Regions from separate parts of the Mus musculus genome. Here all the other regions are linked to region 5. Evidence: chromatin loops called from intact Hi-C (ENCODE). Cell type or tissue: left cerebral cortex. All regions are shown on one strand. Region 1 holds the start of Cabcoco1 (ciliary associated calcium binding coiled-coil 1). Region 2 has its middle 14 kb from the start of Cabcoco1. Region 3 holds the start of Zfp365 (zinc finger protein 365). Region 4 overlaps Arid5b (AT rich interactive domain 5B (MRF1-like)). Region 5 overlaps Arid5b (AT rich interactive domain 5B (MRF1-like)). Region 6 overlaps Zfp365 (zinc finger protein 365). Region 7 overlaps Cabcoco1 (ciliary associated calcium binding coiled-coil 1).

Region 1 (4,000 bases), 270 kb after region 5:
CAGTAAAAAAAAAAAAAAGATGGCTTAGCTGATGCACTTGCGGTTAAATTCTTAGCAAGGAGTGCAGCACCTTCTGCCAAAACTGAACACCTGACCTTCATCACTAGGACGCATATGGACAACCATCAAGTGGTCCTCTGACTTCCACACTGAGCACTGGGACTGGGACTTTCATCCACCCACCCACAAATAAGTGAAAATGCAATAGTAATAACCCTTTAAGCATTAAGTCTAGGGTCACGATGAGTTAATGCTCCACACACATTGATAGCTGGTGCTAGGAGGGGGTGGTAGATGACCTTGTGTTACCCAAGAGGTCCCTGGAGTACCAGGGACAAATTCACTATGAGCCATGAGGCCAGGGGCAGAGAACAGACTCTCAGCTCAGGGTGTTTGGTCTTGTCTCCTGGGACAGGGACAGGTGACAACAGAAACTAACCATGACTCACTCAGAAAGCAGCAATCTTTAACACCCTTTGAACAGTTGTTGATCTTCCCAGTCAATCAATGGCACTTGCAAAAAGGGACGGGTCCCCTTTAAGATCAGAGATTACTTTTTGTTTTTCCAGTTAAAGATTTGCATATCTGTGAGGCTGCGTGAGCCTGGAACTTTCCAGAGTAAGCTCACAGGGTCTGTGTGAGCTTCAGGGGTCCTGGAGACCTCTGCCCCAAGGATCAGCTTGCAAGCCTTTACCGCTTGAGTCCCAGGCAGCTCTGACCTTGACCTTGAGTGACCTTGGTGTTAGCCAAGGACCCGGTACTGGACTTCCCGGAAAGGGACACATACCTCAGAGTCAGAAGTGCTGCCTACTGGCGACACCCCAGGGGTGGTCAACGCCCAGGAGGTCAATCCTGTGGACGACCCTGACACGTTTTCTTTAGAGGAAGCAGCCTTCATCGCCAAGGCAACCGTGGTGGGAGGCAGTGACGCCTAACCGAAGCTCAGGCCCCGCCCACTCACGGGAGCCCGTGAGGCCACCTGCTGCTCGAATTACAGTGGAAACTGAGAAATTTACTTCAGAAGCAATTCTGGAGTTGACACAGAAAGCTAACTCTAAAAGGGAGACGATAAGCGATTTGGGGGCTCTGGCTCTTAATGGTTGATCTTAAGCAATTTTTATAACGTTTAAAAGTCTGATCCGTGGCATTGTGGTCTTCAGTAGGAAAAACTGACTCTAATTTTAGAGGTGTATATTTAGCTAGTGATGGAAGGGGCAATCTGCAACTTACTTCAAAATACCGAGAGAGGCAAATGGACTTGTGAATTAAAATTGCGGAAGAGGTGGGGTTAGAACACTGTCTCCTCTAGCAACTGTTTGAAATTTCCATAATACAAAGACTCTAAACAAGGAGGTATTAGATTGGGAGTATGAAGAGCCTCCCTCCACCCACTCCACCTTGGTAGCCCAGGCTGAAGAGGATCTTGAATTGCTGACCTCCTACCTCCAGCTCCCAAGAGCTTACAATCAAGGGCACCATACCCAATTTATGCAAGCACACACTGAACCCAGTGTCACCCGAGTCCTGGGTAAACACCTTAACCACTGAGCTACAAGCCCGATCCTACATATTTGGATATTTTTTGGTTATTCAATGCTTCCTTTGGCTGCGGGATGCACCATACATTTACCTGCTTGGAGGCTGCTACCCACGCAAGACGCTTACTGTCAAATCCATACACTACGGGGTCGGTTCCTCCACGCATACAACAAAATCCCAACCCCTAACGGCTTCAAAGCTTTCCAAAGAGATCAAACCGATTATTGTATTAGAAATGTTCAGGGGATCTTGTCACCTCCTAGTGTTCACAGTGCTGGTGTCTGTGTTAAACTTTCCTGGCTGGATACATGCTGTGCAAAGCCACCAGCTTACCAAATCAGAATGCTTCTCTCCAGTTGCCTTTCAGAGAAAATTTAACATGTTCTTGTACGTAGCTTTATAACCATGTCTGTCCCTCAAGTGTTTTCGTAGTTTAAACAACCCAAATCCTGGTATAGCCCACCTCTATTCAAGAGTCATCTGTAGCTTAATTCACAGACATTCCATCTCTTCAAGCAGGTTGTAATGTCGCTTTTCCTTGGAATTTTTACTCTTCGAGGGACTGACTGAGTTCTCAGTACAAAGTATTAACTCAACAACATGGCTATGACTTTTAACCCCACTTTAAAAGGATTTTAGAATGTGTTCAATTAGTGAAAATACAGTCAATTCATAGTTATTGCCAGACTTACTATGAGCCACCAACTTCCAAACTCATTAAAGTGTTTAATATTTTTCTCTCTCTTTTTTTTTTCCTTTTGATCTTTACTCCAAAGAAATGGAATGCAGCTAGCCACCTTCTGTGAAGTTGAATGGCTCACATTCCTGCAATTTAGTGCTTGCTAAACTGCAAACACATTTATTTCTCCTAAGAGTAGTTTGTGGTTTCCTCCGACCGTGGGACGGATTTAGCTGGCCTTTAGTTCTTTTGCCCTCTCTTTGGCAATTTTACAGCTTTATTTCTAACTGTGGACCCCAGAAGTAGATGGAACACTGCCCTAAAGATGGAGTCATTGACATGAGTGGTACCTCAGGAAACATGAAATTCCAAATGTTACCTTAATACATCCAATATTATAATTTATAGAGAAGTGAGTTTGGAGGAGGTCATTTAATTTTATATGGCAGATTGTTCACTCCAACCTCACCCCACCTCCTGATATAGAATGGTGTTGAAAACCCATCAGCCTGAAGCTTTCTTTGACTTGCAGGACTTTGGGCTGATGTTAGCTTCCCACTTTTGGGGGGAGACAGGCCAGTGAGGAAGACATCACACTGGCAGGCTCAGCTAAGGCTTCCTGACCAGGCCTCTCTTGCACTTATAGGCTTCTAAGTGAAGCCTGCAGCTTACCAGGTTGTTTTAGTACTGGAAAGGCAAGGGGAGCATCAACCTTGGAGTTTATGGTCATTTATATTATGTCTTTTAGTGTTCTCTGACTACCGGCACATTTACAAAATGTGGGATGGTAGACCCTTGCTATATATATAGTGAGAGTGCTCCAGTCTCCATACCTGTGGCGAGGAGAAGTATTTTTTAGAAGTTTGCTAATTCGAGTATAGGTTGCTTCTTGAAGAAAGGGTGTGCTTTGAAGCCCCAGAGAAATACCCAGGGGCACAGGAAGATGGTAATGTGATGATGAATATTGATGGTTCTGCAGAGAACTATGTGACCAAACACAGTGATCCTGAGACCTCGAGGTTTCTTTTTATAAAAGCTAAACATTTCCATGTCAGTCTTTATGAGACTATTCTCCCTGATTCATGTTATGCATCAGTCAGGTTCTTCAACAATAGATGAAATAATGGCACAGATGAGATTCACAGAGTCTTAAGCATCCAAACACTGTCATTCCTGAGGTTTTCAACTGAGCAATTGATTCTAGTGAACTTCTTTATTGGATCGGGCCAGAAACATTGCATCCACCCTTTAAAGACAGTGAGAGGAACCAGAATTCTGGAGCTCCAATTTAGACAGTCTTTGAAATAATGCAAGACTGGTTGATATAAAAAGGAAAACACATACAAAGTTATTTAATTGGTAAGTCATTTCCCTTACTCATCTGTTTAGTTTTCAGCAAGGATAACATCCTAGTTTGCATTTTGTTGCTATGATTAAAAAAAAAACTCTACAAAGTAAGGTAAGGGAATAAAGAGTTCATTTGGTTTACACTGCTAGTTTACAGACCATTGTTGAGGTGAGTCTGAACAGGAACTGAAGCAAAGAACCTAGAGGAGAACACAGAGGGACCCAGCTTGCTGGCTTTCTCTCTGGAGTCTGCTTTCTTCTGACTTATACATCTCAGAACCACTTTCTGGGGGATGGTGCCACTCACAGTGGGCTGGGCTCTTCCATTCTAACCATCCACCAAGACAATTCTCCACAGACAAGACCACAGGCCAGTCTGATGTGGGCAAGTCTTCGATTGAGGTTCATTCTCTCCAGACAGTTCTTGACTCTAAT
Region 2 (4,000 bases), 280 kb after region 5:
GGACTTCCTGGTATAATGAAAATGATCAAGGTGTGCTTTGAAGCCAATCTCCCAGGTGATTCTTGATTCTGTGAAGTTGATGATTAACATGAAGGAAGCATCACAAAATATTAACAATGTCACTAATGGTGAATGAAATCCAAGTTATTCATAATGTGCTTGCAAGACTGGCAGTCTCACACGGGCAGGGATGGTGGTGGTAGGTGCGGGTGAGCATCTTTACTTGACACAAGAATTAATATCATTTCTGCATCTTCTTATGAGAAACTGCCTAGAAAAAAAATTATGTTCCCTAGTCTTTGACCTGGAAATTTTATTTCCTCAAATGTATCTTGAAGGCATAGTTATATTATCTAAAAAATACCACCTTTAAGTTTTAGTGTACAATTCTTACTAATTGTAAGGGAAAGAGATGGTTAATGCCCAGGAATCAGAGCATGACATAGAAAATCAACTTAGATCCATAAAACGAAATTTCACGTGGTTGCAAGGAAAGGTGCTTAAAAATCATTTATAATAAATCGCGAGAACGGTGCAGTGTAAGACATATGTGTGCATTGTTTCTGTATGTAAAATGAGATTATGTGTGTGTTTGTGTGTATTATAATCTGAGAGTTACAGAAATGCTGCCTAAAACACCACCTTTCAGTGATTTCTTTTTTCTTATTTGCACTTCACAAATTTTCTGTAATTAATATGCACTGTTATTTTTCCTTGGAGTAGAAAATTTCCAAGTTGCAAAAAAGCACGGAGAACAGTGTGATGAACTCCTGTGTGCCTGTCATTCCATTTTAACAATTTTCTGCTGTAGTTTCAAAGAGGGAAATATTGAAAGAAGATCAATTAGCTAGAAACCATTTGTATTCACATCTCCTGAAACGACATACTAATCGTGATTCATTACAATACATTTTATATCATCCCTTTAAAAAACCATGTTTCTTGGCAGCCCAAATACTATTTTTAAGTACTGACTTCATTGCCAAAAATTTGGAAAGGAAAGCTCAAATTGCTTTAATGTTGTTAGGAAAGATAGATCAAACAATAGGATTTCTTTTATACATATACATACATACATATATATATTTTTCCTTATATATATTTTTATATACATATATATATATATACACACATCTATCTATCTATCTATCTATCTATCTATCTATCTATCTATCATCTATCTATCTATCTATTTATCTATCTATATCTATATATCTATATATATAATAGCAAAACCCATGTCTTTGCATTATGGAATTTTTTTTTAGGTCTCTTCATCCATGAAACAAGAAGAAGGGTGTTAGCATCCAAAAGATGATGTGGCCAGTATGTAGCCTCCACCCCCCCGCCCCCCATCTCTCTTCATCAAGTTTGGGAATCAGAGAACCTAGCCTAGCACATTTATAGCCAAGGGCCATCCTGCCATCTGCTCCAGAAGCACCCTCATTCTTAAATCTAGAATTTGGCATACAGAGCATTTTATACAAGTCGATCTTCTAAGAAGCTTCTAGAAGTTAAAAGCTACACGCCCTCCAAAGGATTGTGTGCTTACATCCATCAAAACAGCCTTCTGAGAGTTTAAATATTTTCCCTCTGAAGAATAAAAGAGAGAGATTCACAGTGTCCCCTGTAGTATATTTATAACTTGGATTCTTTCTTCCACACTCCTGTGTTTTCTACTGAGCATTTAAAGGCCCACTTCTCACACTGTGCGTTAGTGGGTGTCTGCGCACTTTGATGGACTAACCCCTCTGGAGAACTTTAATGTGTGCTTTTTTTTTTTTTTTAACACCCAGGATAGCGTGGTTTTGGAAGGCAGAACGCTGTTTATACCTTTTATTTCCAGTAGGCTCGAGACTGTGTGGCTCTGAGACCCTCCCTATAACTGGACCGTAAAAATGATAAAGCCATGACAACATAAGCATCAGTGTAATGAATGGCCTGCTTTCATGTGGAGAATTGTCAATATCTATTGGCATTTGTTCTCATGGCCTATTTTGGGCTACATTATATTTATTGGTTCTGGCTTGATTACACTGCTCCATTAACTTGGTAATTCCATTATAGTTTAAAGGGGGGAATTTTAGCTGCTGGGTTTTAGCTTAAATTTTATGCACAGCCCAGAAGTGTTTTGGCCACTGAATACATTTCATATAAATCAAACAAATGATTAATGAGTAAAAGGTGTTTTGTAGGGGCAGAAAAAAATAGAATTAAGATAAGGAAACTTTCTAATAATACACACTAGAAATGGCTCATAGAGGTGACCATCCTGAGCTGTGTCAGGGATATTCCTGTGCTTCTCAGTGGGTAGGAATACCCACACCAGAGGGACAGTCATTGCTGTGGACGTACATATTAAGCCAATGCAGACAGTGCAAATAATAATAGAAAGTGCTTGTGGAGCAAGAAAACGGGCAAATATGTTTGTGACTGTATCTTAAAGATGATTTTGTAAAAATTTGATGCGGAAAAATGTTTACCCTGTGAAAAGTTCTAAGAGCTGCCAAAAGGATTGGTGGAGGGATGGCTCCGTGGATAAAGTGCTTGCGACAGGAGCATTAAGTGTTGAGCTCAGGTCCTCCCACCTGCACAAAAAGCTGGAAGTTGAGGCACATCCCTCCATATTCTTGGTGGTGAGAGATGGAGCCAGGAGGCTCCCTGTGGTTTTCTTGTGAGCTAGTCATGTGTAATCAGTGAGCTTCAAGTTCGATTGGAGACCCTGTCTGAAAAATAAAGTGGAGAACAAGAGAGGAGGAGATCTAATGTATGCACGCATGCATGCACACAGGAGGATATACCAGGAAAGGGCTTCTGCATCCTGTGGTCAGTCTCCCCTATAAAACCTACAGAATACAATGCATTGTCTTAAGAATTATGTACAAATCATAGGTCACATCTGGCTTTAGCCTTTCTGGCTTCTGTCCGAGTGTTTGCCTAACATACCATTGTCTTCAAAAGATTTTACAATATTATAAAAAGCAAATGCTTTCAAAGCCCTGAACACACACACACACACACACACACACACACACACACACACACACACACACACACAAATGAATAAACACACCCTACTTGGCATTTGTCACCAGGAGCAAATCTCCTTCAGTGTACTCCAGAGTTCTTAGCTGAAGACCAACACTATCAGTTACATAAATAAATGATTTCACTGGGATTGGAAAGGTCTGGCAGGGGCAATTAATTTTCATGAGTCTTGACTCTGACAAAAATCTATGTGCTTGACATAACCTATGCACCTGTTTGTAGTCCTCCCTGCCCCTATCCTGTTAACATGGTGGTGGTGGTGGGGGCGGGGGGAGTTCAGATACAAGCTGGAATGTATGGTGAAATCTCCATAATGGTGGGAAGTTGGGCTAGGAATTTCATTTATAGATTTTTGAGATGGTTTGTTGACCAGTTAACAGCTGTAATGAAAGCTAGCTTGCTTGCTTGCTTGCTTGCTTGCTTGCTTGCTTGCTTGCTTCCTTCCTTCCTTCCTTCCTTCCTTCCTTCCTTCCTTCCTTCCTTCCTTCCTTCCCTTCTTCTTCTTCCTCCTCCCCTTCCTCCTCCTTCTCTTCCTCCCTCTCTTCCTCCTACTCCTCTTCTTCCTTCCTTCCTTCCTTCCTTCCTTCTTCTCCTTCTTCCTTCTCTTCTTTCACCTCCTTTGTTTTTCTGCACTCAATGCTGGCATTTCACTTTTTCTTTTTTTTAAGATTTATTTATTATTTATTTTTACATGTAACTACACTGTAGCTGTCTTCAGACACACCAGTAGAGAGTGTCAGATGTCATTAAGGATGGTTGTAAGCCACCATGTGGTTGCTGGGATTTGTACTCCGGAACTTCGGAAGAGCAGTCAGTGCTCTTAACCGCTGAGCCATCTCTCCAGCCCCTACTTTTTCATCTTTTGAGTCCCTGAGAGAAGTCTGTTAGCCTTTTGGGTTTCTTCCACAATGTCAATGGTAATTAGGAACCTAGGGACATTAGCAGCTACTTC
Region 3 (4,000 bases), 360 kb before region 5:
AAGTCACATATATTCTATTACCCTCCCCCTTTCTTTCCTTAAGAGACCTGTTTATCCAGTGTTCCTCTTACATGCCCTGAATCACCCGAAAAAAATGCATACACACACACACACACACACACACACCAAAATAGAAGTTAAATTCTAAGATCACTATTTGAGAGGAAACAACACAATACTTGTCTTCTGAGTCTCGCTTATTTCATTTAACATGGTGTCCAGTTCCATTCATTTTCCTGCAAATACCAAGCAGATGGTATTTTCCTTAACCGCTGAATAAAATTCCATTTTATATTTGCACCATGTTTTCGTTATCTGTGCTTATGCTGATGGGCGGGCATCTAGGCTGGCTCGAATGCTTAGCTACTGTGAACAGTGCAACAATAAATATGGATGAGAAAGTATCTCCGTAATAGAATATAGAGTCCTTTGGGGATATGCCCAGGAGTGGTATAGCTGGGTCATATGATATTTCTATTTTCAGTCTCCTGAAAAACCTCCAGGCTAATTTCCATAGTGACTACATCAGCTCAGCCTTCTTGGGTTAAAGCAACTATTTCATATATAATATTTAATGTTGATTTTTATGTGGAAATTGAAACCTAAACCCCTTTGTCAAAGGCAGCTACATCTACTCTCTTCTGTATCATCTGATGCTTCTACTGTATGGTATTTCTGCAGGGTGGGATACAGATGCTAGGGCCTGAATTTCTAATCCAGCAACAGCCTAGCTTAGCAAAGGTGGCTAACGCTCATATGCAGATGAAAAGCTAGAGAGAGGAGGTGAAATAATAAAGCCCCGGAGAGGAAGGAGAGTGGTCCAGAGACAGAACTCAAGTTTATTGCCCTCCTGAATTTGGCATGCTACATAGACACGGGTCGCACATAAATTGTGAGTCCATTGGCAGTCTCTTTTCAAGTCTGTGAAGGATGGATCAAACTAAGCACAGTGGCTTTAAACACATCAAGAGCTGAATATTCTTCAACCAAATGTTTTTTTAGATTTTTTTTTTAATAAATAGCATTCCTTATTTACTCTGTGAGTGACTCTGTCTGTGTGTGTGTAGGCTGGGGAAAACTTGTGTGAATGGGTTCTCTCCTTCCATCATGTGTGTCCTGGGGATTGAACTTGATTCATCAGGTTTAGTGACACGCGTCTGCTTGTCATCTTGGTTTGTTCATGCCGTTAATATTTTTAGTTACTGGTATGATGACATACATCAAAGCGTTAACATAACAATAACGATCTTTTGAAATTTGGAAACCCGAAGTGTCCGGTATTATTTGATATAAACAGGGCCGTGGCCAAGATCCTAAGCTAATAGAATGTTCTGGGTGGATGCGCCTTGCCTCTGATGCTGTTTTTAGCGCGACAACTTCTAGAGTGTTGGAACCAGGTGGGCGTCAGCATAACTCCTCCATAAACAGGAAGTTCTTGTTGCCTCTGCATCTTTATCCCCTTTGCCCTAGCAACAGATGACTCTTACAACCCAATTTTGCAAGGGTCGTGGTACTTATTTCCTCCAAGAATGGCAACAAGGAGCACTGGGTCCCACAGGGAAGGAGCCCGGATCTTAGGGTGCATCTTAGAGTGAAGTGTCTGTGTTACACCCTTATCTGCCTCCAGATGCTGAGATAGAAATGGTGCCTGATCCGCCAGGCAGGCACATTTTCCAGGTTACTAAAGTCTCTGGACCCCAGCAAAGGAGAACCTTCCTGTGCTGCGCTGGGTTGGTCAATAGGATGCAAACCCTGGCCCAGCCTAGGGCTGAAGATGCTTGCAATGGAGTGCAGGGATAAGAAGAGAGGATTCTATAGCAGCAGTGGGGGGGGGGATGTTTGGATGGGGGAGACGAGATATACCACCCACCCCCAGCAAAAGGCTTTCATCCGCCCAGCGGAAACCTAGGGCACAGGTTAGCAAAAAGGGTTTCGATTTCCTGTGCAGAGCTGGGCAGGCTGGGCAGCACCTGCGTGGGGGTCCCGGCTTTCCTAGCCCCCGCTCCCGCTGGTGACTGCGTGGATTCGTGCTCACGCGAGTTCGTGCAAGTGGCTGTGGGGAAGCCAACGGTCCCGACTCCCCAGGATGCTGCGCATCCGGGACCACCTCCCCGCGTGTCGGCGGAGCAGGGGGCGCGGGCGCACGGCTCCAGCCGAGCCCACTTACCGGACTTGTTGCTGCCGCTGCAGCCGCCGGTGCTGATGCTGCGGGAGCCGTGCGAGCGGTTTTCAGCAGAGCCGTAAATCAGGCTGAGCCGGGTCGGCTCCCACGCGGGACGAGCGGCGACCGGGGCGGAGCGTGGCGCGGGCGGGACACGGGGGCGGCGCCCGGGGACGCGAGGCTGGTGCTCCGGCCCCGGGCAGCCACCCCTGGGTCCACCCCATCGGGGCCCCTCTAGCGGGAGATCCTGGGCCTTTCCCTTCACTCCAGCTCAGGATTCCGCTGACATCACGGGGAGGGATGCAGGATGGTCCCTGGGGAGGGAGGCGGGGACACGTGCCAGTCTTGCCCAGCCTAGTCTTGCTACAGGCCCAGGCAAGTGCTCCCAGTTGCAGGGGCGGCGAAAGTGGGCGTGAAGATGGAGCCTAGCTGGCTAGCCCCTGGAAAGAGCTGCCAGCAGGAAGGCTCTGATATTTATTTATATTAGAACTTCATCCAGGCAACCTGGCGGGGGGGGGGGGGGGGCACAGGACCAGCTTACTCCAGCCGTGGAAGGTAGTAGTGTCCTGGGACTAAGTTAAACAAAACTAAAGATAATAAAAGTGTAGAAGTTAAGAAACATAAATGCCAAACCCTGAGGCCTCCTCACTGAGAGGATGCCCCCAACACTAGTCTCTCAGTGGAGGAAAGATTTAGCTTCTGAGAAATCTCATTTCCTAATTGAAATTTCGGGATGTGTGTGTGTGTGTGTGTGTGTGTGTGTGTGTGTGTGTGTGTGTGTGTGTGTGTGTGTGTGTGTGTGTGTGTTATTTTGTTAAACCTGCTTTTAAGGGGCTGGAGAGATGGCTTAGCAGTTCAGAGCACATACTGCTCTTGCAAAGGACCTACACTGCTCGAATCAGCTGCTGGGCTGTCGTCAACGTTCTTTCACTGATATTCATACTAAGACTTTGATGACAGGTGCACGCCTGTAAAATTCAGGAAAGCAGTACCAGAGAGTGACTCCTACAAAACGGGGGTTGGCAGCTGCGCAGAGGCTTGCTCTCTCAGAAAATGTTATGCTTCTTGCGGTCACTATCTTAGGTCACTCTCTAAATTGAGCACGTTTATTCCAACTGTTTATTAAGCTGAAAAAAAAAGTTTGGTCTGAGTGTGCATTGCACACAACCAAGAGTCAGGGTGCACCCATCATCTTGAACAGCAGGAAGCTAATTCTGACTACCTTTGGGGCAGGATGCTAAGTATGACCTGGGAGAGTCAAGGGACCCAACGTCTAGAACTCAGCCCTCTCCCAACACTGAGGCAACTTGTTTGCCTTGCTTGGTCCCGAAATGTCTCCACTTCAGGTGAAGCGCGAAGACTTCCTAGGGCCATTTTTTTCTAACAATGGCATAAATATTATCACATTCTTCATTAAACCATATTTTACATTTATCAATACAATTTCCATATTAAATTGCATCGTGACAGAATGATTCGATAAAGAATGATTTTAGATGAAAGTAAAGGAGGGAAATCTTTTCAGGTGCAAAAGAAAAAGAATAACTCTTCCTTAAGAATACCTTTTTAAAGCTCACCTCTAAGTAGGCCAGTGTGACAGATGTCAGTGAAAAGCCATGGCTACTTCACAATGAGCTGAGGGTCGGTGACTTTAAAACAAAGCCAACACCTACAACCAGAGCCACAAGGGAGTAAGGCATGTTGGGTTTTCCTGGATGCATATGTAGTTCTGGCTACTTCAATACACAAAATGTTGTATTAACATATCCACAATCAAAGAAAAAACAATGACAGAGTTGAAACAAACAAAACAACAACAAAAACCACTTTATATCCTCT
Region 4 (4,000 bases), 83 kb before region 5:
GTTTGGATGGAGGCAAATATCCAACCTTGTAATTAGCCATTCCCAGAGGAATTGCTTTTCATATTTATATAAACCATAGAGAGCCCAGGAGACCCTCAGCCCTTATAGACGTTAATAGAGCCCGCCAGGGAGGAGAAATGAAGAAAAGAAGAGCGCATAAGCTGGAATGGACGTTAAGACTTCGCAAGAGCCTTGCAGATCTTAAGTTCTATGATCCTTTAACGACTTCCTAAGCCTCTACATTAAATCAGCTTCCTCTCACACAGCCATAAGAACATTAAACTCTTCAATGGCTGGCATGTTCTATTTCCCAACAGCACGGAGAGAAACAAATAGAAGCAAATGGCCCCTTCAAGAATTCTTAACAGAAATCCTGCTGCTAGACCCATGCCTCCTTTCTCCTTTCATAGACTCATAAATACTCCGATACATGCAACAAGAGCCACCAATAAACGCAGTCCCCCCTTTCGGTTTCACAAGAGACTTTAGTAGAGAAATCTGTGAACAAAGAATGGATAAATTGCACATTTGTTTAGCAAAAGACAAACAAAGTGTTCTCAGAACAATGATTTTCTTTCAACCACACCCACATCAGACAAGAAACTTCGGAACTAACCGTACAGAGTATTTTTCTAGAACATTCTAGTTCCTTGGGTTAAATACACATTTTTTTTTACTTGATTTTTATTCAGTAGAATATAATCTGCCTAAAGGAAAACAAGAAAAAGAAAAAGACTGGTACTCAAGATTGGCACTGTAAACAATGGTTATGATAGTCTATTAAAATGTCATCCCACTTCTTGGGTCCTCCTCCCCAGCCAAAAATGTGAACATGCTTAGCTTTAAATTAAATATTCAAAGGGAATAAGAGTTCCACAATGACTAAACCTCATTTCAACTTCAATAAAGAGAACTTTAACTTGGCCTATTAAAAGTTAATACCTAAAGTACAGATCTTGTAATGCTCCACTGAAATGGCTCTAATCCCGTGCTTATGTCATAATTACACGTTTTGTTAACCTCTCTCAATGTCATTTTTTTTCACTTATTTATATATATTTTTCAAACTCCCAAATGGAATTCCACAGAGAAACTGTAATTATAATCCGAAACTCCACCTCGACTTGTCAAACAGTAGCTGTACACCATGGCTCTCATGGCGTGTGTGTGTGTGTGTGTGTGTGTGTGTGTGTGTGTGTGTGTGTGTGTGTCTCTCTCGGGGAGCAGGGGTGGTGGTGGGGGGAGTGAGGGCGGGGTGTGGAAGGGAGGTGGGAGGAGGGGAGGGGGAGGGGCGGGGCGAGCATTCATCCTGTGAGTTGCTCAGATTGTCTTTGTATAAAGAGATGCATGAAATGTCAAGTACAATAAATTACTGGAGCGTAGAGTTTCAAATATCCATAATGCTTTTCCCTCTTCTCTCTCTCTCTCTCTCTCTCTCTCTCTCTTAATAGTTAATGGTGGCCAAATGTGCAGGAGGTTGAAAACATCCATTCTAGAGGAGAGAAATTTGCTTTCATCTCTTACATAATATTGCAGAAACATAATTTTATCCTCCTGGCAGGGGTGGGGGTGGGGGTTGTTTAGGAAACATCACCCTGTATGTTTACCAAAAATCACCGTCTAACATCAGAAAGCCTGAAACCAAAAAAAAAAAAAAACTTCATAAAACCCTTCACACTAGTACTTTATAGAAGCTTGGTGGAAAAAATATGCATGTCCTTTCCTGTGCCTAATTACCTCAACTGAAAATTCTGCCAAGTATTTCGCCCTTTCGTTCTCGTAATCGTATTAGGGCAAATGCGTCTGGAGGCCAACAGAAACAAACATTTAAAGATTTTTTTTTTTCACTTAAAAGATTCCAAATCTGTATGGAGCCTTGGTTTGAAACACAATGTCCTTCGGGTTTGCTTCACAGACAACCTACAGTTTCCTTTCTTTGGTCCCCTCCCCCAAGCAGAGATGAATTTGCTAGAGTTACAAAAAAAAAAAAAAAAAAAAAACCACCGATGTCTACTTTTGAAACAATTTAAGCAACATCATGTCAATAGGAAGGGCTTGCCCAGTGATCTATGCAGCCTGCAGTCCCTTTCCGACAGGAGACATTCCTTTCTGAAACCTTTATACTTTTTGCCTGCTCCTAGCAACCAACTAAAGGCAAGCCCTCAACTTTGCGTACCTGGCAGCCGTCCAGCCCTTACTGCAATTGACAATTACACCGTTTCCATTTAATTGCGGTTCTGTTGTGACAGAATATTTGTCATAATTAGGCATTTCCTATCTCCTGTCCATTCGTCTTTGATTATTACCGAACATGATTTTTTTTTTTTAATTTCAGAAAACCCAAGCACAAAAATCCTACAGATAAGGGTAGCTACAGCTGCTACTATCATTACCAACATTGTAACATGCAGGGTGGAGAGCAAAAAAAAAAAAAAAAGAATATAATTTCTCGGAAGGTAATTTTCCTTTCAGTGTTAAGTGCTTTTTATTCATCTTACAGTTACTCAATGACTTCCTGTTCTAATTACAAGACATTATACAGAAAAGACATTTGTAAAAGGGGGAAAAATATGCAGGCAGGCTATGTGACTAAATAGCCAGAATTCGTTGAACCGTTTTAAAATTCCAAAGTCGTCCATCAACTTTATCAGTTCCTGGTTGTGGCTATGTGTTGATGTGGGGTGCCCTCAGTGTGTTTCCAAATCTCTCTCAAGGCTTCAGAGTTAGTTCTCCCAGTCCAGACACATCAAAGGACAAAACACATTTGCAGCAAAACCATAGTTGAGGGAGGAAGAGGTTTTTGTTTTTTGTTTAACCCCCCCTCACCTCCCCGCCCATCAGAGCTGTTTTACTGGAGGCAGGCCAAGACATGTAGTGGAAAATATTAATAATAAAAACAAATTAAATGTCTGATTAAAAGGGACCAAGAGCAAGATTCTATCAGGAATAGAAATGAAAAGGCCACAAACGATTTCAGGAAAACAGTGTGTGACGTAAATGATACATCAGGCTTGGACTGTTGTGGTTATTTTGAGAATGGCTGCTGGTACTGTAAGTCAGCTGACCTGCCTGTAACCATTTTGTAATTCTCCACACAGTGAGTGAGTGGGGCAGCCTGCCTGAGATTGCTGAGACAGAAAACAGACCCAGGCCCACAGAACTGGCAATAAAAATATAATGTACTTTTAACATAACAGAACAAGGAGATTGGCTTTATTAACTAAGAAAACGACTTTAAATGGTCCCTAGCTTGCCATTTGTTTTGATAAATGGAAAAACAGATCTTCCCAGGGTAGGCAACAAAAACATCACTGGAAAAGTTTTTAAAAAAAGAAAAGAAAAGAAAAAAGAAAGAAAGAAAGAAAAGAATACATGATTGCAAATGGAACAAAGAACATTTTAACTACATAACCCAGGATTGTAGCCAGCTGCATCAAAAGACATAGCTTAAACAGACACACAAACATAAAATTAGGTATTGCTATGTGAATATCAGCTTTTTACCCTGGACACTGCTTCGTCTCTCTAGAAAGAAAACAACATCACAAAGCTAAATTCAAACCAAATGCAGACATCACTCTTAAGTAGCAAATGAAGCCACTGGGGAGCCAGTCAGCTCCACCTCCTTGGTCCTCCCAAAAGGCCACAGCGGAAAAAGCCACATTCGGGAGTCTTTTTGAATTCCATCTTGAGAATTTTGCATGTCATTTGCATATGATCATCTCAGCCAAATCTAAATGTCATACAAGACAGGGATTATACAATAAGTGCAAGCCTTGGGAGATCACATGCTGGAACCTAGGGGGCCTGACCTGCCTCAAATTTGCCTCCCTTTCAAACAAGTTAACTTCTTAATAAAAACCGTTTGTGCTATTTTCACTTATTTGTCTGTGTGCACCTTTGCACCTGTGTCAGGTGTCTTCAGAGGCCAGAAGACGGCATTCGGTTGCCTGGACCGGACCTCAAGTTGTAGGCAGATGTGAACTGCTTCTTGCGATTG
Region 5 (4,000 bases):
TTTTTTTTTTTTTTTAAATCATCATCTCTGATTTCCTCAGTAGATTCAAGATCAGCAATTCCATTATACAAATGAAAAAATTGAGTCTTGGGCAAGGCAGAGCACCATTTAAGGACAGCAAGGTAAGTCAAGGAGACTCAGAGATCTCTACAATCACCTTAAGGGCTTTGCAAAAACAAAGACAGCCCAAGGCAGACCATCTAGATTCCAGAACACATCTGCCTGCCCCAGGTATGATCAAATCAGGTAATCCTTTGAAAAATGTTGCCAGTCCAGTCAGTAACATTTTTCAGTAGCAAAATAAAAATTCTTAAGAAATATTCTGTTGTGATGACACAGCTGAGCTCAACACACGTAGAAAAAACAGCCCCAGTGGAAGGAACCAGAACCACCAGGGAGGGATTTGTAGCAAAGTAACCCAGGAGTTGCCAGGAGGACTCAAATTCCAATGAGAAAAGCACATACCAATATTCATGGTAACGATTACAGACAATCACTATTTATCTATCCACTGAGTACCTTTCCACCATATAATAGCTCATTTAGTCCATAAAACAATCCCAGGAAGTCGATACCACATGCCCATATATGGATAAAAATAGCGAGACACAGAATGCTTGAGAAATTCTCCACGGTTATATCATTTGAGCGAGACTGTTGAAAGTCTTCAAAGTCTTGGCTCCAATTCCAACTGTGCTATGCGGCTCTCAGTAGAGCATCTCTGAAGCAGTTTCTAAATGGACCACGACTTTCAGTGTATCCTGGATGATGACAACTATAGACTGTTAGAAATCCTGAAAGCAAGCTGGAGTCTAAAACACCCAGGCGTGCTTGGTCTTGACTCAATGACATCATTAGCTTAACCTTCCCCATTCCTAGTTCCAGGCCATCAACAAACCTTCATGTAAAAACCCAAGCCTGCACATGCATGCATTTGGAAAGCCAACCGCCAATAGATTAAGTACTCAGCAGTTTGAGAATAAGCATGATTAGAGGTTACCCAGTAACAGGACCAGTTACCCACCTACATTGCCATGTCCTTCCCTGAAGAGCTACTGCTCACATGTGCCAATCAAGGGTGGTTACCATGGACACTACCTCCTTGCCCGTGTCTTGCTCTTTCCTCCCATGCTGACTTAAGACAGGATCATCATTAGATCCAACGAAATCCACATAAATGTTACTATGATTTGCCATTGTTTATAAAATTTAAAAAAAGTTCATAATATTCTTACCCTGAGTCCTTCTCATTTTAAGAATTTTAAAATATCTAAAGCGCTTTCCCCTATTATAATGTGTCTTGATTTTCCCCCAAATTTTTCAGTTCTTAGTATTATTCCCATTTTCTGGGAGAAGAAACTGAGGCTCAGATTCTTATAGTTATCTAAGGTCAAACTGAGGCTAAGTTGTAGAATAAAAATGTGCCTCTTCTCTCTCTCTTTCTCACTTTCTCTCTTTCTCCCCCCCCCCCATGTGTGTGAGTGTGAGTGTGAGAGGGAGAGAGAAAGAGAGAGAGAGAGAGAGAGAGAGAGAGAGAGAGAGAGAGAGAGAGAGAGAGAGAGAGAGGTGCATTTGGATGTATGGCATACTAGTGCACCACAGCATGCTTGTGGAAACCAAGAGACAACCTCAAGGGTTAGTTCTTAACATCTACCTTGTCTAAGGTGCTGTTCACTGCTGCGTACTATCTCAAGCTAGGGTTCCTGCTTCCAGTTTATGAGGCTCTGAGGATTTGAACTCTGTTCCTTATGCTTGCCCAGTAGATGCTTCATCCACTGAGCCACCTCAGCCTCCAGTGTACCTCTTTTGCAAGTGCCTTTCCTCACTTCAGGTTACCAGCACTGGCAATGTCTGATGTCACCATCACCCTGGAAACCAATCGATAGCTAATTATTAATAACTATGAAAATATTTTTGCTCTATAGCTTCAGTTAGGATTATTTGAACTACATAGAATAAAATCTTCTAACCCTGAATATCTCCTTTGGGAGTTGATTGAGTAGCCTCGTTTGAAAATGATCAAGGGACTGCCTTTAATGGTGCATGCTTCTAGAATCTACTATGATGTGTTTTCATATTTCAGTAATAGATTTTTACTGAAGGAGGCAAGCTGAAAGTTTAGGAAGGACTGGGTGACACTGGCCACACTTGACAGGCAACATGACTTTGGCATGTTCTTGTCCCCATCTATAAAATGGGTAGGCACAATCCTGTACCACCCAGTCTCCTGCATTGACTGCAAAGATCCATGTGGAATTAAAAAAAAAAAATCTGCTGCAAATCACAGCGAACCACACAGGGACGCTATTTCTAAACTCGCACAATGATCATGTTCCTGCTTTTAGAACTGACGTCTTCCCATTTCAAGAAATCAGAAAAAGGCAGAACGTCTCTTTTCAATAGAGAGTACCCAGAATCCTGGTCGTCCTTCCCAGATAGGTGCCGATGTCAGCTCAATCAGGAAATTATTAACCTCCATTTGGTTACTTAAAATAAACTCTGCTGGCTGATGAAATGTTCTTGAACACCAAGAAAACATTCCCCTGCATTTAGCAACGGCAAAGGCATCCCTCAAAACTATTTAAAATCAATAATAAAAACCATTTCAATGTATATAAACAAGTTAATCGAGTAGGCGAAAACAAAGCAAATTTCTTAATGAGAGGCCCTGTTGCCCCCTCAAGGCGCCTGCAGTAAATGCTGGTCTGTGACTCTCCTCCCCAGGAGCCTGGCTGCTGCTGTTCTGCTAACGTCTGACTTAGGCCAGGGGGGAAATGACATCACCCGGGTGGAAAACCGATCCTGCACCGGGAAACTTTCTACCTGCTTTCCATTTGTCATAATTATTTTGCACAATGCAGCTTCCATTTGCATAATTTTGAGGCGTGTCATTATCTCAATTGAAAATTGTTTTAATATGGCTGAATAACTCACAATGACATCAGCCGAAGTCCTAATGAAATATACAAGTATAATCATACAGCTAATTACCAGCCGTGTTAACATTAAAAAACAAATCATGCATAATATTAGACTATGTATAAGCAGCTGAGGATTATAAATAGAGCCGCCCTCTCTCCACAAACCCCCTAGAGTTTACTTTTAAATGGCAAGATTAATTTTCTGAGGTATGGCTCATACAGTAGATACGAAATGCCTAGATCATTACAACTCCCCATAAGGAACAATTAAAAAGAGATCGTGTGTTTAAAAAACGTATCTATTCATTGTCAACAGTTCTGACAGACAGATGGGATCGTCTGTGGATTTTATTCTTAAATCAGAATTTGCCGTTTAGTTACATCAACAGAAATTAAAGAGGACCTAGTGGGGTCAACTCGGGGTCTTTTAAACAAATATTCCAATTTCAATTAAAAAAAAAAAGAGTGACCACAAATATCCCATAAAACACTGAATGATTTCCTCCTGGGTTTAGTCCGAAGTCTGTTAGGCACCAGCTCTTTTCTGGATATTTAATCCTTCCCTTCTCCAGATCACAGGCCATGTTGAAGTAATAAATTTGAAAAGCAAATAATAAGAAATCAGGAAGGGGGAGGGAGAGAAGGAAGACAGCTGCGCAGCAAAGTTGGGTCGGGGGAGGGGCTTGAGCCCAGGGGGGTGGGGAGGAAGGCGCTCAACCTGTTGGTGGGCTGCAGGGGTCCCACTCTGCATCCACACACCACCTTAGTCAGGCTGCAGGCGGAGCCCGGAAAGCCGAATGCTTACACCCTAGGCTTTTCGGGGAGGGCGGGGGAGGGGTGTGTGCCGGGAGGAGGGCGGAGCTTATTTCCGAAAAGGCAGATTCCTGGGCCGAGGTTCTGACGAACTCCCTTAATTAACCAGCCGCGGACCACTGAGGGGTAATTCGATCCGGGGGAGAGGGAGTGAGCTAGCAAGGCCAAAAGTGCAATCAACTCCATCAGCTCCAGGAATTTCTGCCTGGGCTGGCAGCTCCAGGGCCCCGGAGGAGTTCAGCACCGAACCATTCATTTAACAACAG
Region 6 (4,000 bases), 370 kb before region 5:
AGTCATTTATAGGACAGCCATAAACTCTGCAAGCTGAATATATTACTTTTATTATTGTATTTATTTATTTACTTGCGTGTGTGTGTGTGTGTGTGTGTGTGTGCATTCTCACAAACATGCATGTACATGCCAGAGTGAATATGTGAGGGTCACAGGACTGAATTCTCTCTTTCTACTATGTGGATTCTGGGGTTCAAACTCAGGTCTTCAGGCATGATAATAAATACCTTTAACTTGCCAACCCTTGGATCACCTCTTCCGAGATGAGTTAAAGGCAGCTAACCTTGGGGAAAAAAATCAAAATGCACTGTCATGTGATCATCACACCTAGAAGCTAATTTAGACAGTGGTAGGTGCAGGGAGGAGAAGGCTCAGGGGATAAAAACATCTTGGTGTGGTGGCCTCCAGGCTATAATCCCAGCACAGCGGAGGTAGAGTCAGACAGACAATCACTGGCATGCCATCCTAGCCTATTTGTGAGCCCAAGACCAGTGAAAGACTATCTTCAAAAGCAAGGTGGATGGCACCTGAAGAACTACATCCAAGGTTGACTTCTGGATTTCAGACACACACACACACACACATACACACACACACACACACACACACACACATACACACACACACAGACATACTAAACACACATCATGCACAAGCACCCACACACATGCACACACAGAGAAATTACACATGCACACATGCACACACAGACACACCACAAACACTCATGTACACACACAGGTGCACACACAGACATAATACACACGCATATACACACAAATACAGGCAGACACACCACACACACACAGGCCACACATGCACTTTCACGCACACATAAACTCAAGCACACATGCAAACATACATATTCACATACACATAGCATGGGTGAACAAACTGACAGAAGTGAACAATATATCATGTATGATATTCACAATTTGCATGCATTCGTTGAACATTATTAAGGAGCGACAACAGATGGCCCCTATCACCTATTCCAACTTGCTATAAAAGACCATTTCTTATCTTTCTGACTTCCTGCATCTTAGCACCCAGCCAGATTCACACCTGTGACAAGCTGATCTCTCAGCTAAAACCTCTCCCTGGTCCCCTGTCTTACTGCTATCTGTAACCTCAAGGTCTCCCTGCAGAAACCATTTCCACACCCCTAATTGTAGTGACAAAGGGTTGTGCACTCCCACAGAACCCTTTAGAACCCTGTCAGGGCACACACCACAGGAGACCAGTTGTGTGACTTACCCATTTCATCATAAAAATCATTGAGTCAGGCCGGGCAGTGGTGGTACACGCCTTTAATCCCAGCACTTGGGAGGCGGAGGCAGATGCAGGCGGATTTCTGAGTTCAAAGCCAGCTTGGACTACAGAGTGAGTTCCAGGACAGTCAGGGCTACACAGAGAAACCCTGTCTCGAAAAAACAAACAAACAAACAAACAAACAAACAAACATTGAACCTGGGGAGCATATTAGTTACTGGCCTTGCTGTGGCAAAAGACGCTATGAAAGCATCTTTAACAAAGGAAATGTTTATTTTGGCTCACAGTCCCAGAGGGTGCCATCCCTCAGTGGGGAACTCACCGAGTCAAGAGCTTGAAGCTGGCCCGTGGCATCCACAGTTTAGAAAGCAGAGAGGGATACAGGCTGGTACCCAGTTTAGTTTTTCCCTTTTTATTTAGCCCAGGACCCCACCCCATAGACTGCTGCTGCCCACAATTGCAGATGGATCTTTCCACTCAGCTACCCGAATGGAGATAATCCCTCACAGTTGTGCTGGGAGATTTGTTTCCATGGTGACTCTAAATCCCATCAAGTTGACCATCAGGATTAACCACCAGGGGCACCGTGTGTAGTCCACAGGAGTCCAGCAGATAATGGGGACCTAACAAATTCTTAATGAAGTACAAATGTACAACCAGAGCTCTCGCTGAGCATCCCACACAACAGGAAAAAACCCTTTGCTTCCCTTTGCCCCTTCCCAGGTCAGTCTCGGGGCACAAGCCAAAGAATCAACCACAGACACCTCCATCAGGAGTAGGGTGGGATCTAAAAATGGACTCCTGTCTTCGACTCTTAACAATCACACTGGCTTCCCTTCCCAAGGGGAGACTCAATCGAGTTATTTAAATTTCATTTTTGCATTACTGATTTATGAACCTATTCAGGAGTATATGAAATGATAAAAATACCCCCAGCTAAAAATAGTCTTAACTATTGATCACACAGCACCTCAGATGCTCTGTAATGTCAGCCATGAGGCAAACCAAGGAGAAAGAATCCTTCCAGGCACCAGAAGCCCAGTGCAAACTTGGAGGGCAGAGAGCCACCCAAAACACTGTGTTCTCTCTGGTTTTGTGGCCTCTTGCCTCTCCTTTCTTTTTTGGCTTTACGAATAAACAAGGCTCTTTATTAAGAGTTTTTTATTAAGAGTTTTTTCGGGGAGTGGCAGATTGGGGGACATATCTCTGTGAGTAACATGCCTGCTGCAAGCTGGAGGAGCTGAGCTCAGACCCCCGAAACCCACATAAAAGCTGCCACCCCGATGCTGAGGTGAGGAGCAGTGACAGACAAATCCTTTGAGCTCATTGGCCAGTCAGCCTAGCTGAATTGATGAACTCCAGGTTCAGTGAGAGACCCTGTCTTAAAAGATAAGGTATAAAATGCTAAAGGAAGACACCCAACATCAACCTATGACCCCCCACACACACACAATTGCACACACTCACTGAAGTGTGTATATGTCACAGACAGAAAGATTTTTTTTTAATTTTTAATTTTCCTAGTCAGGAAATTAAATTAATTTGTTAATTCTAAGCAGATTAATACTATATTCTAAATTAATTACTCAGGTAGGATGAGAAAAGAGGAGAAACCTGGAGAGAAAATATTCCCAGGATTTCTAAATTTTTCCATGCTATTCCTAAGAAAATGTGTTCAATGTCCTGTTGATTTTTGCATTAGTCTGTGTATCCGAACACAACAGAGACCATTTATAGGAATGAACTTAGGGCTGGAGAGATTATCCAAGTAGAGCACTGGCCATTCTTACAGGGGACCTGGGTTCAGTTCCCAAGAGTGGCTCATGACCATCTGTAACCCTAGTTCCAGGGCAGTCTCCCTCTTCTGGCCTCCATGAGCACTGTGCCCACACGGTGCAGAAACACAGATACACACAAACACTCACGTACCTAAATTAAAAGCAAACCAATCTGAGAGATGAGCTAAAAGTGGGATCCACAGATCCCTCTGAGCCTTCACAATCTCTGCCTCTCAAGGGATGTCTTTTGGTCACTTTCCTAGATGAGAATCAGCAGAGATTGTGTGTGTGTGTGTGTGTGTGTGTGTGTGTGTGTGTGTGTGTGTGTGTGTGTATGTGTGATATGCACACATGACTGTTTGTGCATAGGGGCTAAAGGCTGATGTTGGGTGCCCTGCTCCCTCACCCTCCACCTTATTCCCTCGAGACAGGGTCTCTCACTGATTGAACCTGCAACCACGGTGGCAGCCAGCAAGCCACAATAGCACTAAGGTTACAGACATGTACGTCCACACACAGCTTTTCATGTGGGTCCCTGGAGATCTGAATGTAGTCCCCAGGCTTGTATCACGAATGCTCTCATCCTGAGCCATCTTCCCAGCCTCACGCTTGCTGGGAACACAGCAAATGACCAAGAGAAGAATAGAGCATCTACCTACTTTAGCTTACAAACCACAAACTAAGAATCATAGATGGAATCAGAGGCCCCTCACCTCTATCCAAGGCTGACAGTGGGATTTGCCCCCTTCTGACTGGGTGAGGGCATCTGGAGAGCTAAGTTAAAAGCTCTGAGCTGGATATTTTAGAAGCTTAGCGTCACGACCCTGCAACGATGCTACCAGGTTCCTGTTTCCAACACTTCCAATGCCAGCTGACGTTCTCTTTAATCACATCAGAAAAAAAAAATAAATGATGTCACCATAGCAGCCGTCTCAAAATAGCTGAGAAGC
Region 7 (4,000 bases), 190 kb after region 5:
TATTTTAAGTTTCATTGCATATATTCAATGTATACAGCACTGGGTTATACAGCAATATCTTCATACAGTGTGTATTATAATTGAACATACCCTCCCTGCCACTCCCCAACCTGCCAACCTTCTTTTTCTGAGATTTCCCCCCCCACCCCCCCCAATTTGGTGACTCTTTGGGTAGGTTGAATTTCTCAATTATGCTTCTAATCTAATCTGGTCCTACTAATTAAGGTATTTTTTTACTGAAGGAAGCTGACACTGTCCCCAACTCCGCCACACACTTTCTCATGCTATTTTTGTTTTGAAGATTTTTGTTCTACACGTGTAGTGTGGATGTGCTCACTTATAATCTCCTGATTATGGCTAAGGCTTCAGACAGAGCTGAGCTCACTTCTCAAGTTATGAGCGCGGCAGTCACCTAATAGTCTGTAATTACAGACATTTAGGCTTTAAAAATCCCGTGTTTTCCCATTTCCATTTGCAGGAGACAGATTTAAAGAGATTTACATGCAGAGACCAAAAAAAAAAAAAAATCCATTGTATTGTAAAGTCAAATGCTGCGGATAGCTTTCTTGTTTTTCTCTGAGCTCCCTTCAGTCAATCCCCCTCCTTAAAGAGATCCAAGGTGGCTCTCAACCTGTGGGTCGCGACCCCTTTGGGGATTCCCAGGGGGTGGCCTAAGTTAGTCTGCATATCAGATATTTACATTACAATTCATAACAGTAGCAAAATTACAGTTATGAAGTATCAATGAAAATAATTTTATGGTTGGCGGTGACCCAACCATGCTCTGGTGGTTCCTAACTTCTATGGGGGAGAGGGTAAGCCTTGAGTTTTGAGTAGTTAGTAGAGGTCTTCAGCATTAATAACTTTGAAAAGGTTCCACAGGGAAGCAGGACAAGAGAAGATGCAGCAGGAAAGATAGGCTTAGTGCATCAGGTGGGGGATCCGGCACAGACTGAGATCTATTCAGAAATTTGTTTCAAAAGTGCAGAGATATTGGGGCACATGTGAATGTCTTTGTGTGTATATGTCTCATACAACATAGATCACATTTCTATACCCAGAATATCGAGCATAGGAGGAGGATCAGTTTTGGTGAGAAAATATAAATGACCCATCATTTTGGGACAGACATCTAATAAATGACATTGATTTATTCTGGGTGAAAAAGGTAAGTTTCCAAGTGGAGCTAAAAATTTAATGGTTTGAAAATCTAATGGTCACCATTTGCATATATTTAATAAATATAAATAAATACACAATCTAATCAAATTAAACTTCACTGTTCTTTCTTTGTTATGATTACAAATCTATAGTCTTTATGCTTCTAACACAAAACCGGTTTTAACTGAACAAATCTAAAAAAAATATGTCTTTACTGAAGAATTTATCTTCCTGCTTCAGGGCCTGAGTTTTCTGGTTGCCCCCTTTAGCTCTTAATTAAGTTAAAATCAAGGGGGATAGCTACTTCAATGAAATAATTAAGACATAAAGATGAGAAGCTTCACTCCCTTCTGTGTATGTTGATCTGCAAATCCTCGGTACCGTAAATGGTTTTTGGATTTGAAAAGCAGCTCAAAGCCCAGTTACAAATGGAAGGAATGACTCAACCAGATAGAATTTCCTTAATTCTGAATGCCTTGATTTTTTGCTGATGGGGGGAAAATCTTTCCCAAGGGCAGGCAGATGAATCTTTGAGCAAACCTCCACAGGAGGGCGCCATAGTGCGACTCTGCTGCAAGCTGCAGCTGCTGAGGCCCTTCCGGCCTTTATCCCTGTTTTGATGAAGTGTCTCAGATAGAGTGTGTATTCCCTGAACTGGAAAATTCTATGTTGTCAAAACTCAGGATGATAGGTTTCATGTGAGTTTGCTTTTGTCTATCGGTTTAAAACGACTGGAAGTAATTTAATCTTTCTTTGGGAGGCATGTGGTCTTTGTACATTTTATCTTAAAACACAGTAAAATGGGTGAGCTGCATGCTTTAAATGAAGCAAAAGCTAAACAGGTCAAAGCTACAGCATGCTTTAAAATGGCTGGTATATGTTAGAACAAGCTAATTAATCAAACCTGGAGACATCACAAAAGTGCACTTATTACTTATAATTAGGATGTGTTTATACGTTGTTTGCATAGATCACATTATTTTCAAATGATATATATTACTTATAATGGCATGTTTAGCTAACTAGGTGGTAGATAGGTAAATCAATCTTAGCAAATATAGGAACAGAATCAAAATATAAATTGTTGAATGGCTCTCTCTAAGACATAAAGATTCTGGAAACATACACTACAATGTTTGTGGTAGATATTTGGCCCAAATTACAGACTTAAAAAATGAGCCTTTTTATAACTCACATTTTGGTAGTATATTCTCAAACCATCCTCTAAGAGATAAGAAATGTTAATATTTTACTAGATTTAAATCAATATAAAAGTAATTATGATCTTGGCAGTTGCCATGTGTCTTTGTGAGCCTGGCCTTATTCTGAAGACAAACAGAGCCTTGTAAGCTCAAGACAGCCACACTGAATGGACAGCTTCATTAAATCTGAGAAGGACCAGGCCTGGTGGATATCGATATAGATTATATGGTTCCAATAACTGTTTATATAACATACACATTTCCAGTAAGAAAACTATTCATCTCATTATGGATTTTGCTCAAAGAAATGTCATGTGGACTAATCCTAACAATGGAGAGGAAGCGGAGGAGGGGCCTTGGGTATTTTGAGAACCTCTGTGGTAGGATGTAACTGCCTTACAGTCAAATGTTGGTAGCTTTGATAGTCTAGGAATTTGTAGTTGAAACAAAATAACATAAGTGCAGTATAAATGGGACAGCTTTCGGGGTCTGCATTCCTTATTAGAAACTGATGCTGTCAAGATTTCATACAAGCGAGCCTGCAGAAATATCTCAGTGGGGAAAAGCCCTTGCCATGCACAACCCTGAATTCAACCCCAGAACATGCGTTGGATGGAATTGACTCCTGAAAGTTGTCCTCTGACCTAAACACACACACACACACACACACACACACACACACACACACACACACACACACTCACAAGCACATGAACACACATACAAAAAACACTCACATTTACACAGGAGATATACACACACATACAATATACACAGAGAGAGACACATAAAGATACATTCATACACACAAAGTGTACATACACACAGGAAAACACATACAAAAATACATTCATATACACAAAGTGTACACACACATATACACACATACAAAAGTACATTCACACACAAAGTATATACACACACTATACTATACACAAACTCAAACACATACAGACATGCCCCACACACATAAACACACATATATTTTATACACAGAGATATCATACATATAATAAATAATTTTTTAAAAAATTAAAAATATCATACTCATGAAAACACTTGCTTAGGTAGAGAGGCTGGTGGACTTTCCAATGGTTCACACCTGGTTGGTAACATTAAATTTGCTGGTAATTAAAATGCTACTTCACTGTTTTCCCAGGGAATTGAGCCACAGTGACTAAATTTAATATCTTTTCTTTTTAGCTCCTACTGATAGACCTTTATGTCAATAAATAATTCAGAAGGTAGATTTAAAAATACAAGACAACTTAGGTAAGTGCTTACACATCATATTATTTAAAACACTGTTCTGTAAATTTGGCAACTTTTATGTAGTCAGATACTTTAATAATTTAACCACACTTAGCCAGTTTTCTTTGGATTTTTTATTGTAGGTTTATTCTAGTTTATATTCTATAATATTTTATTATTGTGCAATGCTGGGGGTTGGGAAGTGTTCTATCACTGACTGATGCCTCCTCCCCTTTACCCAGAATCCAGTTCATCAGAAACTTCATGAGACAAGTTCTTTCTTTAAAATCTTAAGAGAGTCATTGTTATGAAATGTCTTGACATCAGGAAGTCAAACTAACTCAACTTCTGAGTCAGCTTCCACTAGATTTCATATCATTGTGTGA

The links. Peaks named below come from ENCODE experiments on the same cell type or tissue, not always from the same donor. Only the 100,000 strongest peaks of a DNase experiment are listed, where the experiment ranks them.
Region 1: it touches region 5 in a loop (2.1-fold over the local background); 2 of 42 quality-filtered maps call a loop at or near these places.
Region 2: a loop joins it to region 5, with 2.8 times the contacts of the local background. A loop is called at or near these places in 2 of 42 quality-filtered maps.
Region 3: it touches region 5 in a loop (2.4-fold over the local background); 2 of 42 quality-filtered maps call a loop at or near these places.
Region 4: a loop joins it to region 5, with 6 times the contacts of the local background. A loop is called at or near these places in 10 of 42 quality-filtered maps.
Region 6: it touches region 5 in a loop (2.4-fold over the local background); 2 of 42 quality-filtered maps call a loop at or near these places.
Region 7: a loop joins it to region 5, with 3 times the contacts of the local background. A loop is called at or near these places in 4 of 42 quality-filtered maps.

The regions. Positions count from the first base shown.
Region 1 is chr10:68,540,960-68,544,959 of GRCm38, forward strand. Cabcoco1 (ciliary associated calcium binding coiled-coil 1) reads right to left here and starts at 916. Exons shown (of 8, transcript NM_028491.1): 1 at 788-916. The coding sequence starts at 898. In left cerebral cortex, a CTCF peak has its summit at 1,793; DNase peaks (open chromatin) are centred at 934 and 1,846; H3K4me3 peaks cover 960 bases; H3K27ac peaks cover 1,116 bases.
Region 2 is chr10:68,553,884-68,557,883 of GRCm38, forward strand. No RefSeq gene overlaps it. Among named protein-coding and RNA genes, the nearest start is that of Cabcoco1, 14 kb to the left of the region's middle. In left cerebral cortex, no CTCF peak of the experiment used is centred here; a DNase peak (open chromatin) is centred at 1,596; H3K27ac peaks cover 103 bases.
Region 3 is chr10:67,910,204-67,914,203 of GRCm38, forward strand. Zfp365 (zinc finger protein 365) reads right to left here and starts at 2,459. Exons shown (of 5, transcript NM_178679.2): 1 at 2,168-2,459. In left cerebral cortex, a CTCF peak has its summit at 2,444; DNase peaks (open chromatin) are centred at 424, 1,466 and 2,488; H3K4me3 peaks cover 2,699 bases; H3K27ac peaks cover 2,530 bases.
Region 4 is chr10:68,190,104-68,194,103 of GRCm38, forward strand. All of the region lies in intron 3 of Arid5b (AT rich interactive domain 5B (MRF1-like)), which reads right to left. The region is part of intron 1 of Gm51770 (a long non-coding RNA gene); the gene reads left to right. Among named protein-coding and RNA genes, the nearest start is that of Gm51770, 41 kb to the left of the region's middle. In left cerebral cortex, no CTCF peak of the experiment used is centred here; DNase peaks (open chromatin) are centred at 1,934, 2,141, 3,072 and 3,672; H3K4me3 peaks cover 867 bases; H3K27ac peaks cover 2,647 bases.
Region 5 is chr10:68,272,746-68,276,745 of GRCm38, forward strand. All of the region lies in intron 2 of Arid5b (AT rich interactive domain 5B (MRF1-like)), which reads right to left. Among named protein-coding and RNA genes, the nearest start is that of Arid5b, 4.0 kb to the right of the region's middle. In left cerebral cortex, a CTCF peak has its summit at 2,299; DNase peaks (open chromatin) are centred at 694, 2,335, 2,714, 3,079 and 1 more place; H3K4me3 peaks cover 1,654 bases; H3K27ac peaks cover 2,118 bases.
Region 6 is chr10:67,899,611-67,903,610 of GRCm38, forward strand. All of the region lies in intron 2 of Zfp365 (zinc finger protein 365), which reads right to left. Among named protein-coding and RNA genes, the nearest start is that of Zfp365, 11 kb to the right of the region's middle. In left cerebral cortex, a CTCF peak has its summit at 1,851; a DNase peak (open chromatin) is centred at 3,963; H3K27ac peaks cover 3,092 bases.
Region 7 is chr10:68,463,414-68,467,413 of GRCm38, forward strand. The region is part of intron 5 of Cabcoco1 (ciliary associated calcium binding coiled-coil 1); the gene reads right to left. Among named protein-coding and RNA genes, the nearest start is that of Gm32872, 64 kb to the right of the region's middle. In left cerebral cortex, a CTCF peak has its summit at 1,707 (motif pointing right); a DNase peak (open chromatin) is centred at 1,711.